Regions from separate parts of the Homo sapiens genome. Here region 2 is linked to region 1. Evidence: chromatin loops called from intact Hi-C (ENCODE). Cell type or tissue: heart left ventricle. All regions are shown on one strand. Links, peaks and the distances in the headings refer to the core of each region. The heading gives the core; the rest is flanking DNA. Region 1 overlaps FARS2 (phenylalanyl-tRNA synthetase 2, mitochondrial). Region 2 overlaps FARS2 (phenylalanyl-tRNA synthetase 2, mitochondrial).

Region 1 (9,487 bases), core at 1,092-9,091:
CCTCCGCAGTGCTCTCAGTGGGGTGGCATCGGCAGCTGCCTGAACTCGGCCTCCCCAAAAATACTGCCAAATGCTGCTGGGTATTTTGGAAATCTGGCCATTTGCTTTGCCTGCTTTTATTAATCCTGACATATCGCAATGACTATACTTTCCAGCACTTTTCTTCTCTCAGGGGCTCTCCTAGGAGAAAAGGAAGTAGATTAATATTACTGCCAAGCTCTGGCCTCTACAGAGAATCAGAAATTTCAATCCGTCAAAGCAAGGAAGCTGCACACAAATTACATGGAAATTAAATATCTCCATGTGTCAAGGCAAAAAGCACAATGACAACAACAAAAAACACCCCATTCTGGTGTGAACTGGTTCTCATGACAACCACCATGTAAAGTAGGAGAAAACTTCACCCATTCTGCTGTCAACTTTAAAATTATGATCTCTCAACATCTTCTTCCTGGGCCATGATGACAGATCAAACAGAGAGAAAGAGATTGCATTTTCTTCTCCAGGTGGCTAAACAGCTCATTCATGATGCCAGTGGGCAAAATATAACAGGACAAAGGCCCCATCTAAATTCCATCACCTGTTCTATAGGAAGGTGACAGAAGACACATTACTAATCAGTCAACCACGGGAAAGAACAGAAAAGACAGCAAAGGCTTTAAAAAAAAAAAAAAGTAGATCAGAACTAAAAAGGACAACCCACAAGATACATAATTGACATTGACAATGCTCAGATGGATCAACACTTAACACAAAAGGAGGAGACAACTATTTGTAAGATACACAGAAGGGGATGGGCAGGGCAGCGACCATTAGCTGAACACCTCCTAATGTCAGGAGCGTGGCAGGCTCATTCACCACCACTCAAGAGTTGTCCTCATTTTAGTTATGGACGCTGAAGTTCAGAGTGTTAACGTTAAAGAACTTATCTAAGGTCACCAGAGGCTGAGTTGCACAGCCAGGATTTGCCTCTCGTTTCGCTAGCTCAAAAGCTGGTGTTATTCTGGAGAATAACAAGCACTGCTATAAAAACAAACATTTTCAAGATATAATGTCCAGGCCATGGAGGGGCTCCAAAGGCCAGCGGCCAAAAGTTCCAGTCCTTTATTCAGTCCTAAAGGGTAAAAAAGGCATAATTCCTTATTCTTATACTTTTATGTACAAATAGAGGCTATTTATTGGTCATTGACTAAGTGGTACACTAGGAGTTATTAATAAAAATGTGGCATCGATAGAACATATAAATTAGAACTGACTGAGGACTCTCAGTGTTTCACCATGAAGATCCCCAAGAATGGTATGATGGTTAATTTTATGTGCCAACTTGACGGGGTCACAGGGTGCCCAGATATTTCATTAAACATCATTACTGGATGTGTCTGTGAGGGTGTTTCTGGACTAGATTAATACTTGAACAGGCAAAGCGAGTAAAGCATGTGGCCATCCCCAGTGTGGTGGGCCTCAGCCAATCCATCAAGCACCTGAATAGAATAAAATGCTGAGGAAGAAAGAATTCTCTCTACTTCACTGTCCCTGTACTGGGACATCAGTCTTCTCCTGTCTTCAGACTTGGACTCCATTGGCTCTTCTGCTTCTCCAACCTTCAGATTGTGACAAACTATAATGTTTGTCCTCCTGAGCCATCTTTTTATTATATATCTGTGCTATATCCTATTGGTTCGGTTGCTCTGGAGAACCCTGACTAATATAAACAGACAATAACAAAGAAGCTTCTACTCCCTGCAGCACTCTTCAAAAGGTGGAATCTCCACGATTCCAAGAAGTAAACTATCAGTGGATCTTCAGTGGTAGCCTGAGTTGGTTGTAGACTTCACATACTATTAGGCCTTTTAATAATAAATCACTGTTACTCTAGCTACATCATTATGGATGACTTTACTGTGTGTAAATTGACATGATAGAATCAATATCTAACAACTAGATTTTAAGATTATATTTGAGACACTAAAGTTTAAATAAAAATCATTTGTACTACTATTACCAAAGGAGAGGGATACATATTCTACATAGTCCTACCACCAAATTCCCAAATGACACCTCATTGCTATCACTGAGTTCCTTTTGCATTAAAGAGATGAAAGAGTTGGGATAACTGAACTGAAGGGTCTTTTACCTTATCTGGAAATCCACAGCATAAAAATATTAAGAAGCATCACCCTGGAGAAGGTTAACCCAAGTTCCCTTGAAACTCATTCTCTCACTCAAAATCTTTATGGTGAGAAATCGTTCCTTGTCATTTGTCAAACGTAAATCTTTCTCTGCTTGATTTAAGCATAGCTCATAAACCTTAAAGAATACACACACGCTATCTAAAGTCCAACACATAACAAGATTCCAAGGGCCAGTGTTTACCAGATGGATGGCAAGATCTGCTCCCCGCAGGACCCATGCTGCCCACTGTCCCAGAGTCTGCTCTTTGGCTATCTGTCCGCCTCACCAGCTTTCTAAACAGAAACCAGCTCTTTGTATTTCCTGGTCCAGAAATGACCACAACTTAGGAATGCTCCCAGCCCTCGGAGAGAGACTTTCCACTTTTCCCTTGGTTTCCCCCAACACATCCAACCCAGCCTCCTGTTCCTACACTGCCTCTGACTCTGAACTCCTGACTTGGTTCTCAATCTCCAATCATTCTAATAACTGACATCTGGTCATACCCAAGTTAGGCAGCATTCTCTGCCTTCCTATAGCTAACTTAACCCTAACTTCCGTTGCTACTTACATAATCGACCACCAAACATAACCCCAGCATGGCAATGTGACCCAAAAGAAGTGTCACAGAAAAGTGGCAGATGTGGAAAGAGAGAGGATTGCTGAAAGAATCCAGAACAGATTTTCCAATTTACTACAGACTGAGATTGGGAATTACCTATTAAAAGCAAAAACTATCTCCTTGACCCTGACTTCAAATTTCATAATCTAATCCAGTAGCCCATAAAACCCTTTAACTAATAAGCCTATAAAACCCTTTAAACTATATAAAAAATTCTGCATCTGTGTGTGTGTGTGTATGTGTGTGTGTGTGTGTGTGTGTGTGTGTGTGTGTTTCTGGGGAGTATGCAAATTTCTCATCAGACTCTCAAATAGGAAAAGAAAAGAAAATTAGAAATCATTGCTATAGGCCGGGCGCGGTGGCTCACGCCTGTAATCCCAGCACTTAGGGAGGCCGAGGCGGGCGGATAACGAGGTCAGGAGATTGAGACCATCCTGGCTAACAGGATTTTTAGTCTCTACTAAAAATACAAAAAATTAGCCGGGTGTGGTGGCGGGAACCTATAGGTCCAGCTACTCAGGAGGCTGAGGCAGGAGAATGGCGTGAACCCAGGAGGTGGAGCTTGCAGTGAGCCAAGATCGCGCCACTGCACTCCAGCCTGGGCGACAGAGCGAGACTCTGTCTCATAATAAATAAATAAATAAATAAATAAATAAATAAATAAATAAATAATTGCTATAATGAACTACTATTGATCTTATATAAGATTATATAAAGTTTCTATAAAAACTAAAATATACAGCTAAAGACTAACATTGTATTTAGATGATGTATCTAGTTTAAGAAAACTATCTTACCTTTCAAATTCATTTAAACTAACAAAAGTTTACAATTTTGCAGAGACCTATCCCAGGATGAGTCAGGGAGATGACACAGAAAGCAGATTTTAGGACGAAGCCTCGGAGCGAAGACAATGAAAGTACCCAGTACAGGGTGCATTCTTGGTCAAATAGCAAGAGTGTAGTCTTTTACATTTGTGAGTAGACTGGGGTATCTGGACATATAATTCAACACTATGCGAGTGGCACCGGCTGCTAGCCATTTTTGAGGCTGGCTGGTAAAGAAAACTCCCTTTCACCTACAGCCCACCTGCACCTACCAAGCTCGAAATGTGAAATTAGACCACTCCATCCCTACAAGTAGCATTCGATGATACACACCAGGCAGAGAAATGCAGTTCCTAGCAAGGCGTGAAGTTTACTGTTAAAGAGCATAATTTCTCTGTGAAAATATTTTTGCTATTTTCACACATCACTTCAGCTAGTAGAAAAAAACACCGTCTCTAACTGTAATTATTTGGATTTGGTAAACCTAATGAGGCCCTCTTAGCCTTCAACAACAAATGTAGAATGTAAATGGCAATAATTTTCCTGAGATCTTAGAGAAATGAGATGTAAAGAATATTAATCTGTTTTTCTTTGGATGCTATTATTGGTTCAGGAGCACAAGCTTTTACCCTTGAGAACATCCTCTATTCTCTGTGTATTCCATCTACTAAGATCGAATAACTAGAGAGCTTTCCCATTACCTAATTGTTTTCAGAAATATTAAATTTGAATTAAGAACAAATATTTTGCCTCCATAAATATGACTTTCCCTAGCAACTCATGTAATTGCATAAATGATAGCCTATCTCCCTAAAGGCTTCTAGACATTCAGGAAAGGGAGCAAGCTGACTCTGTCACTTATCACCTACACAAAACAATCAATCCTTCATTGCCTGCTCTGTGAAAACTGAGTTGAGTCCTTGAAATATTTTCCTTTGCCAGCTGGCAAAATGCTAAACTTTGTCAGTAGAGGTCGCTGGAGGGACATGGCAAAGGAAGGTATTCTTACTGGGCACCCTGCACTTCTTTTGCCCAGATCTGCAGTGCAGGTGGCAACACAGCTCCTCCAATGGCCAGCTGCTCTCCTCGGTACCCCATTTGATCATTTTCATAGCATAGTGCTTCCCACAAGACAAGTCTCCCAAATTAACTTTCCCCACACCCAAGAAAGCAGATTTCGGTACATTCCAGAGCGTGGATATCAAGCAATTTCACCAGCATGGCACCACTACTAGCACTTCTGAGCCACTCAGTGAACCACAGCTGCGGGAAGGAGGAAGGGGCTCTTCTCTGGGTCCCCGTCTTAGTCCTAAGGGTAGCAGCTCCTCCTTATAGATAATACTTCTGGACTCTTTCATTACCTCTTACTGGCCAATCCCTGATTACCCAAGTTCTGTGTTGGAGTTTGTAATTCTTTACATTATGCTTTCCTTGATCAAGTTACTGTGCGGTTTCCATATCAGAATTGGACCCTAACAGACACATGTGCTCTTATAGCTGAGAATACCCAACTAGACAAGCAGATAGGTGAGCTGCCATGCAGTTAACAGTGCTAGCTGTCATTTTTTTCAGTGAAAGTTGACAGCCCAGAAAGAGGGAGACATTGCTGTTCTGTGCAGAATCCTGGGTTAGAAAGATCAGGCACAAAAAGAGATAGAGTGGCACCCTTAAGGAGTTGACTAACCAGCTGGAGACACCAGGCACACACAAACTAACATTTCAAGGCAGTGAGTTGCTGAAAGCCCAGTAAGGGTCATGGGCAAAACTGCTACAAGGCAGTGATGAGTCTCAGACTAAGAGCCTAATAGTTTCCATCTTGTCGTAGCCAAAGACTAATTATCTGCAAAAGCCCTGTGCCACAGAAAAAGGGGTCTCTCTCCAAACGGTCCTCCAAATCATGCTTTGCCCTCCAATAATGGGGTATTTCCCAAATCCATGGACTCCTCACTATGACCAGTTGCCTCTCACTTAACTGTCAAGACAGAGGACTACGTAAACATGTGAACAGAGAAAAATAATTTTAAAAAGGAAAAGCTGTTTGAATTTAAGTGTGTCTTTGACAGGGACAATGCTTCCTAAAATATTTTAAAGAAGAGATTAGGGAAACATGGGGACTATAATCTGTCAAAGCCGAATAAAAATGCCTTCAACAAAGCCCCTCCACATGAGGCTATTAAGGAAACCCAATAACCACACGGTGGAGAATAAAACCCTGTCACTCACTGAAAGACAGAAAAGTGATTCAGAGCAGAAAGCAGGAATAAAGAGACAACCATGGGCTCACTACAAGAGTAACAGCGGGGAAGCTTGGAAAGAGAAGCCCAAGAACAGGAGGGTTCCAGTGAACCATCTGGAAAGTGGGAGAGAATATCAAAGGCAGCAAAAGTGAGATTTTCTAATGATAAATGACAGCGGTTTTTTCTGACAAGGATGAACCACAAAGGATGCCAAAGGGGTGTTCAAAAAGAAGCGCCTCACTCCAGCGGGAAGGAATCGTGAGGGCAGGAGCAGCCTCCGTGGAAGGAGCCCCTCACCCACAGTGGTTGAGGACAGTGGTTTGAGGACAGTGGTTCTCAAACGTGTAAGTCTCAACATCCTTCTACGCTCCTAAAATCCCTCCATGAGGAAATGGCGAATGAGCATGATTATGTTTAAAGGGGTGGGTGGTATATGAACTGAACACACACCTCTTGATGAAGGGCCATTCCAGTAATGGGTTGTGGTCAAAATTATACAAAAAGCTTACTTCTCTGTACACCTTCACTCATCCTCTTTTCCGAAAAGATTTCCCTTTATTTCTGTGTGAATATTTGTAAATTATATATTAATTATGTAATATTTATAACTTCTCCACAATTATGCCTTCATTTGTTAAGGTGTAAGGTTATATATTTCATAGATTGGTAAAAATTTCAAAACATTATAGGGACTAAGATAAGGTAGGCAATGCTTTATTTTGCCAAGTACAGGCATATGCTTAAAATACTATCACCATCACTTCATAAGAGAAATTGCATTTTAACACTCAGGAAAGTGGCAAGGAAATCATCCTAGAACAGAGGAGAGCTCTTTAAAATAAATAAATATACCTTTATAAAAATTGGTATATTGCTCTTATATTTTTTATTTTCCTGTAAAATCAACAAAAACTCGGTCATGGACCAAGACTGGTTAATACACTCAAGTTTGAGAACTACTAGCAAGAAGGACAAGAAACAGATATGCACATTCTTGTATAAAATTTAAGAAAACAAGAGGCATTTAGAATTTTAAATAATAATAATAATAATGGAGACAGAATCTGGAAGAAAAGAAGGCTCATTATGAATCGTCTTAAATTCAGGAGGAAGTATTGCCTGCACATGTGTGTACACGACAGAAAAATCCTGGAAGAAACAGACCCAGAGGATGTTATCAAAGGGGAATGAAGACAAAATAAGGAGGCAAACAGTCTGCAGCCAAGACTGGAGAACAACCTGCGGAATGCCTGTCTCTCACGCAACTCCTCTGTCCATCCTCAGGGCCCACACACAAGTGTGCATCTGGTGAAACACGACAAGGTGCCACCAGGGAGAGTGGGAAAACAGAACTTGTCTGAGCACTGGTCCACACATGCATGTTTCAACTGACATTTTTAATCAGATTAAATAGACACAGGATTTGTAAGAGTTTCCTCTGGTGGGCCTGCCAAATACTTGAAATTCACCATTCTTTGCAAACTAAATGTCTCAAATGTTTTCTAAAAATTTCGTTTGGAAGCTATAGAACAGTGGTTCTCAAACATGTAAGTCTCAAAATCCTTCTATGCTCCTAAAAAGTATAAAATATTGCATTGTTTGCAAAGAATGATATGATGCCTGATCTCATTCACCCTCCTTCCACATCATAAATAATCACGACCTTGATTTTTGTGTTTATTATTTCCATATATTTTTTCACATCTACTTTTATGTTTATCTAGCTGGATTAAAGAAAAATTGTGTTTGTGTGCATAAAAAGAGAAATAGACAAAGACAGATGAGAAAGAATATAAGCAAGTCCATAAGAACACACATTGTCGGGCATGTTTTTGTTATTGGGTGCATTCTGAATATCCATTTAAAAAGATATGATAGTTTAGTACCACTCGCGGTGTACTTGTTTCCCTCAAGATTGCATTAAAACCCATCCATGTTGATACAAGTACCTCTAGATCGTTTATGTTAATTGCTATAAAGTATTCAATATAAAAACAGAGCCCATTTTATCTATCCTTGCTCCTCTTGATGGGTTTTTGAGACTTTTTAACACTTAAAGAAAAAAATGCCAAATCACATAGCATACAATTTTTGTTTTCATTGGAAACTACCAAATTACCCTCCAAAGTGGCAGTAACTATATACACTCCCAATAGAAGGCTATAAGATGGACAGTTCCTCTAGGCCTTTGGTATTGTGAGGATTATCAAATTTTGCTAATCTGCTGAGTTTGGAATCATATTTGGTTGTTTTAATTTGCATTTTCTTGTTTATTGATAAAGCTGGTCCTTGTTTATCAGCCAGTCATGTGCCTTCTTCTTACACAATAAATCATACACATAAAAGTATATGAGTATGACATGTTTAAAGAATAGTAAAAGCACACACGTGTGCTCACCACCTATATGCATTTTCAGAAAGGAGAACAGTGTCGAAAGATTGACAGAAGATTGGTAGTGATCATGTAAAAGAAAGTCTCAGGATGAAAAAAAGAATCCAGTAGGAATATGTCTGACAACACAGCAAATATCTCCACCCAGCACGTAGAAATGTCTCATAACTTTGATTATGGAGACTTTTATTAGGCAGATGTTTTAACACAATGTAGCCAACTTTAGCACTTTTTTCCCTTATGGATTTTTCTTGTTCAAGAATTCTCATGTTTATGATATTATATTCTATCAGAGTAAAAATGACAATCTCCTATATTTTCTTCCAAAAGTTTTAAAGATTTCTTTTTCACAAATGACTTATTAATCCATCCATTTGATGGATTTAGAGTGAGGTAGAGATCCACTGTTTTCCTATAGAGATAACTGTCTCAGAACAATTAATGTAGAATCCATCACCTCCCACTTATGTGATATGAAATATCACTTATATTTCATAAGTTCTCAAATATGAAGTAGAGCTGTTGCAATGTTCTCTACCCAATTAACCTTGTGCCATTACTAAACTATCTTTACAACTACACAAGTATAAGTCTTAATACCTGGGGCTCTTTCTATAAATTTTAAGATTAGTCCCTCAATTTTTCCAAAATATCCAGTGAAAATTTTGGTTGGATTTGCGCTGGATTTGTAGATTAATTTTGGATGAATTGTCATCTTCATGATATTGTTTTCCTATCTATGAATCTACAAATATGGTAAATCTCTCCTTATGTTCTTCTATGTCTTTTAATAATATTTAATAATTTTATCCATAAATATCTCAAATATCTGATGCAAGATTTATACCTAGGTACTGAAATATTTTAGTTGATACTACAAATAAAATGTGTTATTATATTTGGTAATTGGTTCTTACTTATGGATAAAAACATTAATTTTTCTATATTGTCCCTGAATCCAACAACTTTGTTGAATTGTCTTGTAAGTTCTAATAGTTGATCTGTATATTCTTTTTCTAGGTAAAGCATCAAATCCTCTACAAATAAAGCAGTTTTATCTATGTTTTCCAATGCTTATGCCTTCTATTTCTCTTTCTGGCTTACTGCATAAGCTAGAATTTACCACATAATGATGAACAGTGATAGGAAGGAATCCTGAATTGTGGCTAATTTGGATAGAAATATTTAGAATGATGCACCATTAATTATGTTTGCTGTAAGAGCTTCATGGATTTCATTT
Region 2 (9,487 bases), core at 786-8,785, 92 kb after region 1:
GAAAACCTTCTCTGACTCGATCTGTCTGGGTTAGGTAACCAACCCTCCTTTCTGACCTCACAGCATGTATCTGTCTACCTATCTAACAATGATCACCCATATTATCAATTTTTATTGTAATTGTTGACTTATTAGTCTCCCCTACAGACTATGCACTCTTTGGAGTAATAAAATAGTATATCTTATTAGACTTTGTATATACAACAGTTTGCACATCTTTGTAAAATTAACAAATGAATACTCATAAAGAAACCTGATTCTTCATTAAATATATTCAATATTTAATTCTTTTTCTTTTTTTTTTTAAGAGATGGGTCTTGCTGTTGTCCATACTGGCTTGCAGTGGCTCAATCACAGCTCACTTTAGCCTCAAACTCCTGGACTCCCGTCTTAGCCTCTCTAGTAGCTGAGACTATAGGCATATGCCAACACACTCAGCTATTCAATATTTAATTCTAAGGGTAAAAAGGATTGATAAATCTCTCACTAATTATCAGTACCAGAAAGACTAAATAATTATTTTTTGTAAGAAAGATCTCAGACTTCATTTTCTTAAAAATTGTAAAAATCAAAGAAGATTCTTTCCCCCAAATTGGATAGTTTAGGAAGTTGGGATCACCATCGGCCTCTAAAGCCTCTTCACCCACCTCCCGCCTAACTCTCCAGGACCTCACCTTCAGAGAACTGTTTTTAGCAGCACTGGATTTTGGAAAAAAGTTTAGAAGGTGTTCAACTTATTCAAAATCAGCATCCTACTAAAATCCCAATGATAAATGAGAGGATCGAGGTTAAGCACCAGCTTCTTGTGGTTAGATCTTATATGAGATCATGTCAACAAGACTGAATTAATCAAAATGACTAGGAACTTATTAGGTAAATGCTAACAAAGCCTGTTCTTCATGGTAAATGCACATCGCACCATAAAGTTTCTACAACTATTTCTGAAGTGTATGAAAATGACAAAAATACAGGTAGATTCTTATATACACTATATGCTTCAAGAAGACATTTGGAAAGAAATTTTCCTTCTAAGATTAGCACAGGCTAGGCATGGTGGCTCACACCTGTAATCCCAGCACTCTGGGAGGCTGAGGTGGGAGGATCACTTGAGTCTAGGAGTTCAAGACCAGACAGGGCAACATAGTGAAACCCTGTCTCTACAAAAAAGTTAAAAAGTAGCTGGGCATGGTGGTGTGTGCCTGTGATCCCAGTTACTGGAGAAGCTGAGGTGGGAGGTGGAAGGCTGGAAGGAGGTGGAGGCTACAGTGACCCATGATTGTGCCACTGCACTCCAGCTTAGGGGACAGAGTGAGAACCTGTCTCAAAACAAACAAACCAAAGATTAACACAGTGCTGCCATTCTAGAATTATTTAAAGCCACCCCCAGGGGGATAAAAGGGAAATACTACCAACTAAGGTTGAGCTCATCAACCAATCACAGGTCATCAAAATAGGAGTATGTCAACCTAGAATTTTTGTCCTTCAAGTAGAAAAACTGAGCTACTTTCTACATTTAGCACATTCTGCTTTAAAAATTCCTATATTATTTAATATAGGCTGTCTTGTTTTCTAACTTTGAAAATTTAGAAATAAACATATTGTGCATTTTAAGTTGTCAATTTAAAACAGATACCCAAATTGCTGTGATCTTTTCTGCCATGGAGTTTGCAATCTCAGAGGTAACTTAAATGCAGTCTGTGAGATACCATGGTTTCTGTCCACAGAACCTGCCAGCTTTGTACAAAAAGTGAACTACCTACCTAGAGAAACCTCTGTATCAGGAAGCATGAGTTGTCAAGCATTACTGTTTCCCTCACACACACAGTCACTTGCCATAGTAGTCGGTACAAAACAGATAAATGGGGGTAAAATGTCATTGACTTAAGACTTTTGTTGAAGGGTATGGATATCAAAATATACCAAAAATCAACTTTCCTGTAGTTTCAGGAAATGTAATACACAGCAAGCTATTTCTTATTTCTGTCCAAAACTATTTTACACTTTAAAACACCATTATTTAATATAAATATTGAAAATTTTACACTCTCTAACTAGCTTTTGAAAAGAACCATGAACACAAAAGAGTGGAATTCCTTCTGTTTTGGATTTTCTCTGGTGCAAGAATTCAAACTGAGGCAGGAGAATAGGGTTTGGAGGCAGGGAACCTAAGGCCAATTCACACTGACTTCCTACAACTAAATCAAAAGGAAAACCCCAACTTTCCATGCCCAAGTAACAAAAGAACCAGAGGCTACTCCTCCCTGCTCTTCTCCATGTGGCAGATGAAAAATTGAAAGTATCTCTGATTGGTCCCCTCCTGCAACAAATCAGACTGGTCACAGGCCAAGTCTTCATTTGCACTGGAGTATAACCTTGTAACTTCACTTCAGCCTCTGATTAGTCCCCTCCTGCAACCAATCAGACTGGTCACAGGCCAAGTCTTCATTTGCATAGGAGTGTAACTTTGTAACTTCACTTCAGCCTCTCATTAGTCCCTTTCCGCAACCAATCAGACTGGTCGTGGACCACTACTTCATTTACACAGAGTGTACACCAAGTAACCAGTGGGAACCCTCTAGAGGGTATTTAAACCCCAGAAAATTCTGTAACTGGGCTCTTGAGCCACTTGCTCATGCCCCTTTCCATTCTGTGGCATGTACTTTCAAAATCTGTGGTTTTCTTTCATTGCTTTGTTTGTGCGTTTTGTCTAATTCTTTGTTCAAAACGCCAAGAACCTGGACACCTTCCTCCAGTAACAAAACCAGTGCCTGATTTGGCAAATAAACAAGCAATTCTATTATTTCCAGTCTTTGGAGCACTGGTAGAAAGCATAGAGTACTCAAACTTCTAAGCATTAAAACTCAAATGTAATCCCTTGAGTTTTGGCTTAAATCTGGAATTTGATTCATGTTACATGTTAAGTGTGTCATCAAAATATTTTATTAACATTTTCTTCCATTTTAAAAAATATTTCAGTTATCAATGCTAAAATCAATCATCAAAATTCTCCCACTCTAAGGGCATGCTGATTGTGAAGAAAGTGTAGTAAATGTAGGAGTAATATTCTTAATGATTCTAATGTTGAGAGCTGAATATCTTAGAAATTCAACCTAGAATAAATGACTTGATCTACAGCTATATATGTTTACAACAGCCCTAAAATTTGCAACATTTTCATGATGGAGAAACCAGACTCAAAAACTGGGTTGCTTAAAATCAGAATCAATGAAGTGATGGCAAAGACTGAACAATAGCTGTTTCCTCTCACCTATGTCTTAAAAAGCCAGTGGAGAGGTATTTTTTCTAATTCTCTGTCTTTTAAGAGCATTTTCTTGAGCTCCATGAGAAGAATGGAAGCTGCATGAGAGCAGGGATTTTGTCCCCAGTCCGCACCTCCATATACTGCCAGCACCTACAACAGTGCCCAGCACGTACATATACTTGTTGAATGAATGGGAGAATCCAACCACATATATTCAAAACCACAGATCACGGCTGTGTTCTAGAACAGTTCTCATCAAACTCAGTAGCATTAGAAAGTATATTTGGTGATTCGTACAGTGCACAAGTGAGAAGAACAACCTGGACTTCACAATGAGGTATCAAACGAGGTGCTCCAGAAAGAAGTGATGATCCCAAGTGTTCTGATAGTGATTCCCTCTTGGAAAGCAGGAGGGATTGGTGTTTGGGAGAGGCTCAATGCTTATGTAATGTTCTTTTTTGACTAGGATGGTCAGGGTATTTGCTTTGTAATAATTTACTGAGGTTAAAAAAGAAGAAGAAGAAGAAGTCACTTCAAGCTATTGACTACAAACATCAAAAGAAGTAGACAGCAAGATCTCAGGGCAGATGGTTGGACAAAACATGAAAGATGATCACTGGACTCAGCACAGTGGGAAAGCAAGACCCAGAGGAGATCTTTGTCACCCAGTCCTGGCTGTGACGTTGCCAACGAGCAACATGGGAACAAACATGTTGGATGCAGTGACACTCCCTGGATAAATATGAGGAGGGCTCTGGGAACAAGGCAGCTGGGAGGAAGGAAGATGACAGAAGGGAGAGGAAAAGAGAAAATATTACAGGAGAACATGACAGATACCTGCACTACCTTAATAATAATCAGAGGCCTCTGTGACTGTTTTCCTCATCCCCAGCCTCTGTCTTCAGTAGAGTGAACAGCTTTAAATTTCCCAAGTGTGGCCACAAAGATGAGTCATCTCTTGAAAAAAACAACTGGAGCCACATGGGGCTGGAGTAATTTGAAGAAGAGCTCCGCATCTTAAGGAATTCCCCGTGTGTACTAACAGTGTTTTTCTGGAAGAGGGTGACATCCAACCATTCAAATAAACAGAGCTATTTCTGATACAGAATTTGTGGCATTCTATGAGGTCCTCCAAGGGAGCAGCATCGACAGAAAGTAGGCCAACTCTCTAAGATTCTTTCTGTGGGACGGGGAAGGGCTATGAGGTGGGAGAAAGCATGAAGGAACAGCAGCCCGAATGTCCCCTCATTGGGCTCGCACCAGGCCAGGGGCAGGCTAATTTCAGGGACACGGGAGAGCAAGAGGAAACAGGCAATGGAAAAATGGCCACTCTCAGTGCCAAAAAGAGAATCAGGATAAAAAGAGGAAACAGTGCGGCCGGGAAGGAACAGGCTGTGGGATGGGCTGAGGACACCTCCGTGAGCAGTTCTGAGCACTAGAACAGGATGATAACACGGACCACTCCACCATTTCTCTTCTCTCTTCCCCACTAGCACCACTGCCACCTCTGACACAAGGTCCACAGCAAATGTCTACAGCCCAGTTCCCCACAAACAGAGCTGAGAAGCCAAGTCAGGCAAAGGAATGCCTCGGGCTCAACATGCAAAATCAAATCTGAACACTATATCACACCCGGGAAATTTGCTTTGCTTTGGAAAGAATCAACACCAAAACCAAATTGAACTTGTCTGGCTCTTTACCTAAAGAGCTAACCAGGCTACCAGTAAAGCTGGAGCTAACAGGCAGCCCTCAACAGAGCCAAGCCACGGGGCAATGGCCATGCTCTGTGCTCCACAGGCGGCCAGGCCTGGGGCCACAAGTGCAGCGAGTCTTCCTGTATTAGGTCTGATGAGGTCAGGCTTTCTGCACTACGGGTTCAGAGGCGAACATGCCCCGGGAGGAGTTTCTCACTCTCAGAAAGATTCTGCAGTGGCACCAAAATTAACATGGAAATTATTTAACATATAGAAACTGTTCTCTCTCACACACATACACACATGCCAACATATGTGTTACATACATAATAATAAAGTATACATTATGCATGTTCTATATACATAATTATATGGTATTAATGTATTTGGTACCCATATCATACATGTATTTTATAAATCGCATTGAATATAATTATGTATATAATACACACACACTCATACACATATACGTAATTTATTTCTACATACAGAGTGATAGAGCATGGGTAGTAAAACACACTTTATATTCTGAATAGAAGTACAGATTGGTCAGGCACAGTGGCTCACACCTATGATCCTAGCAGTCTGGGAGACCGAGGCAGGCAAATCACTTCAGCCCAGGAGTTAACAGTCTGGGCAACATGTAGAAACCCCCTCTCTACAAATAACACAAAAATTAGCCGGGCATGGTGACATGCAACTGTAGTCCCAGCTACTTGGGAGGCTGAGGCAGGAGGATCACTTGAGCCCAGAAGGTCAAGGCTGAGGTGAGCCAAGATCACACCCCTGCACTCCAGCCTGGGTGACAAAGTGAGACTCTGTCTCCAAAAAAAAGTAAAAACTTAGTGCCCTTATGATAAGCACCACAGGATACTATAAGGAAACATGGACAGTCAGATTATAATTCTATCTAGGAACAAGGGGTCAGTGTTGACCCCACTGACAACAATCAATCCAATGTTCAATTTAGAGTGTACTAAATGCAAGCCTATGAATTAAAGTGTCTGGAAATCAAGTATTTAGAAGATGAGCGAAAAAGGTTACCTTTATCCTGGAGAAAGAGACATAAGAAGGGAACAGCTATCACATGTGAAATGTTATGATGCAAACAGAGGAAGTGTTCTAGGCAGGTGTATGAGACCGTGGGTGGGAAGGACAGAGCAAAGTGAAGAACCATATTCTCCACAGGTATGAACTTTCTTAACAATTGGGACAAACAACTGGAGAGAAGAAGCCCCGTGCAAAGAAGCAGCACCCAAGACTGAGGAATTCCAGGGAATGCCGCGAGGCCTCTCAGGAGTGCTGAGGGTGACTGCTAGCTGGGCTTCATGGCCCCTTACTACCCACAGAGATAACATCACTGAGACAGACACTGAAACTTGACCTAAATGGTTTGATTGACATTTCAAGAGATATGAACGCCTTCTCTACCTGCCCTAAAGCTGCTGATATGGAACTGCTAATGGAGAGATTTGAAAAGCAGTCTTGCCTGAAGAGAGAATGCACTTGCTGATGCAGCCTTACATTCAAGGAATAACTGCGAGCACCCACCATGTGCAAAGATGAGTCCCCCATGGTCCTCCGTGTCCTCCTACACGCTTTACGAGTCTCTCAAAAGTAGCTGAGAACAGCATTTTGCTCACAAAGGTATAATACACATTAAGAAAAATGTTCAGAGGACTTAAAATGTCTATTCTCCTCAAGAACCAAACCCCACTCTTCTCAGCACAGGCCTCATCCTCCGGCAGCTGGTGTTCCCCCATCAGTCTCTCTAGATCCTGCCTTCCTCCCCTTCTCCCTCTGGACTCCTCCTCCAGCTTATTGCTCCCCTCGGTCGCCTCCTGGACACTGCTCCCTTTGGCCTCTTCCGTCACTGCATCCGATGCTTCTCACCCTGACTGCTTCTGCACCTCAGACAGATCAGGCTCCTGTCAGCCTCTCCCTCTCCAACCTGTGGCCTTTTCTTTCTCGCTTCAAGTCTCTTGAAATCTGTATTTGTTGCCTGCCCCCTTTGCTGTCACTTTTTCTCCTTGCTACCTGGCTTCTTAGAGCCAGGCACATGGAAGGCACTCCACACATGCTGGAGCCAGGATCCTTAACAAAACGTTAGAGGTTGAGTGAGAAGCTGACTTGGGGTGGGGGTGACGACTGAGTTTGTTTCAGACACATTGAGTTCCAGGTGATGGCAGGCCATGCAGATGAACATGTTAAGCAATGCTTGAGAGAGGCCCATGCCAGTGATCACCGGAGTCGAAAGGCCACGGAGGGAGGCTCTGGGGAGAAGACAGAAGCGCTGAGAGGAGGAAGACCCACCAAGGACCACAGAGCTCAGCTCTTCACATCACAGAAGAGGAGGGAGAACATTTCAAGAAGGTGAAATGAGAACACTAGTCAGGGTGTGAAATGCCACAGATGAGTTGAAGGGGATGGAAGACAGTAAACAAGGTGAGGGAGTGTTAATGTAATCACCAGAAGGCGACTGGTGATCTCTGAAAAGTAGTTCCAGTGATAAATAACATATAAAACATAAGCACTATTTATGATCTATATGCAGAAATCTCAAATAAAATGTTAACAAACAGAACCCAGAAGCCATGGAAGAACACTGCACGACAGCCAGAGCAGGTGGTGGATTGCAGGCACACACCCCATAATTCAAGATAGGAAATCTATTTCTCTAACTTGTCCTACGATCGAAAGAGAAACAGCATACCATCAGCTCCCCAGACATTGGACCAAAGTTAAAATTCCCTCTTAAGACAAATAAACTTTTAATAAAATAGGAAGACTGTTGCCTTAATATATCCACCAAAACTCCAGAATAGTGATTTATGAGAAACCATCACCAGCACTCCATATAAGTCCAACCTCTGAATAGCAAAATGAGAATGAGCTAATGACAGAACGATCCCCCGAAATGAATTACAAATGCCTCTGAAAGCTGTAACAAGGTGCTCAATAGCATTCATGAGAGAAATGCAAATTGAAATGACAATTAGATAGTATTTTTAATGTGCAGTTTGGGAAAGATCAAATTGTTTGATAACACTATCAGTAAGGGTCTAAGAAAGAGGCATTGCTGGTAAAAACCTTTGTAGAAGATAATTTGACAATATCTATCAACATTTTAAATGCATATATCCTTTATTTCGGCAAGCAATAATTTAAACCTACATATATACCTGTTTGTATGTGTGCAAAATGATGCCTGAATGAGGATATTATATTCACTAAACAATTTGTAAAAGCTGAAGACAGGAAACAAATTTTTATTGATTGGGGACTGGCTAAGTAAATTAAGAATAAGGCACCTCTACATGTATTGATACATTTGATACAGGGTATCTGTGAGATATACTGTTAAAGGATAAAAACAAGAATAGTGTGAATGGTACCTGACACCTTTTAGAAATGCGATATAAATGTAGTTTATGCATATACATGCATATATAAGAAAATGTCTAAGACCAGGTAAGAGCTGAAGGACAGAGACAGGAGAGAAGCTGATTTTTCATCCTGTATGTATTTATGCCTTCTGATTTTTTTTTTTTTTTTTTGAAACAAAGTCTCGCTCTGTTGCCCAGGCTGGAGTGCAGTGGCGCAATCTCAGCTTACTGCAGCTTCCACCTCCTGGGTTCAAGCAATTCTCCTGCCTCAGCCTCCCGAGTAGCCAGGACTACAGATGCCCACCAAGACGCCTGGCTAATTTGTTTTTTTTTTTTTTTTTTTTTGAGACAGGAGTTTCACTTTTGTTGCACAGGCTGGAGTGAAATGGCACAATCTCAGCTCACTGCAACATCCACCTCCCAGGTTCAAGTGATTCTCCTATCTCAGCCTCCTGAGTAGCTGGGATTACAGGCGCATGCCAACATGCCCAGCTAATTTTTGTATTTTTAGTAGAGATGGGGTTTCTTCATATTGGTCAGGCTGGTCTCAAACTTCTGACCTTAGGTGATCTGCCTGTCTCAGCCTCCCAAAATGCTGGGATTACAGGTGTGGGCCACCATATCCTGCATTTTTTTTGAATTTTTAGTCGAGACAGGGTTTCACCATGTCAGCCAGTCTGGTCTTGAACTCCTGACCTCAAATGATCCACCTGCCTCAGCCTCCCAAACTGCTGGGATTACAGGTGTAAGCCACCGTGCCTGGCCCTTGAATGTTATACTATATGCATTGCAAGCCACTAGGCTTTATGGCCACTCTCTCCTTTATCCCTGCTGTTCAGCCAGCCTCTGTCTGGACAATATCTCTGCCATTTGGCCCTCCTTTCCACCCTCATCACAATGGACATAATGTAGAGACCCTCAGCATCTTCCTCCTGGAGAATTAAAACAGCCTTTAACCACTTTCCCTTTTAAATAACTTATCTTCTCTGATTGACGCTAGGCACCATTCCTGGACCCACCTTTCTAAAGCACCAGTTTATTAAGTTTCACAAAATCAGGGTTCCACTTAGCCTATCAAAGTGCTCCACACGGGCCCAAGCCCCTTTCTCTTCCAGGGACTAAATCGCACACTCCAGCTGATCAAA

The links. Peaks named below come from ENCODE experiments on the same cell type or tissue, not always from the same donor. Only the 100,000 strongest peaks of a DNase experiment are listed, where the experiment ranks them.
Region 2: it touches region 1 in a loop (2.0-fold over the local background); 2 of 110 quality-filtered maps call a loop at or near these places.

Annotation. Positions count from the first base shown.
Region 1 is chr6:5,374,948-5,384,434 of GRCh38, reverse strand. The region is part of intron 2 of FARS2 (phenylalanyl-tRNA synthetase 2, mitochondrial); the gene reads right to left. Among named protein-coding and RNA genes, the nearest start is that of FARS2-AS1, 78 kb to the left of the region's middle. RefSeq lists an enhancer at 4,755-4,854. In heart left ventricle, for the core only: a CTCF peak has its summit at 4,588 (motif pointing right); no DNase peak of the experiment used is centred there.
Region 2 is chr6:5,282,575-5,292,061 of GRCh38, reverse strand. The region is part of intron 1 of FARS2 (phenylalanyl-tRNA synthetase 2, mitochondrial); the gene reads right to left. Among named protein-coding and RNA genes, the nearest start is that of FARS2, 26 kb to the right of the region's middle. In heart left ventricle, for the core only: no CTCF peak of the experiment used is centred there; a DNase peak (open chromatin) is centred at 5,091; H3K4me3 peaks cover 686 bases; H3K27ac peaks cover 1,630 bases.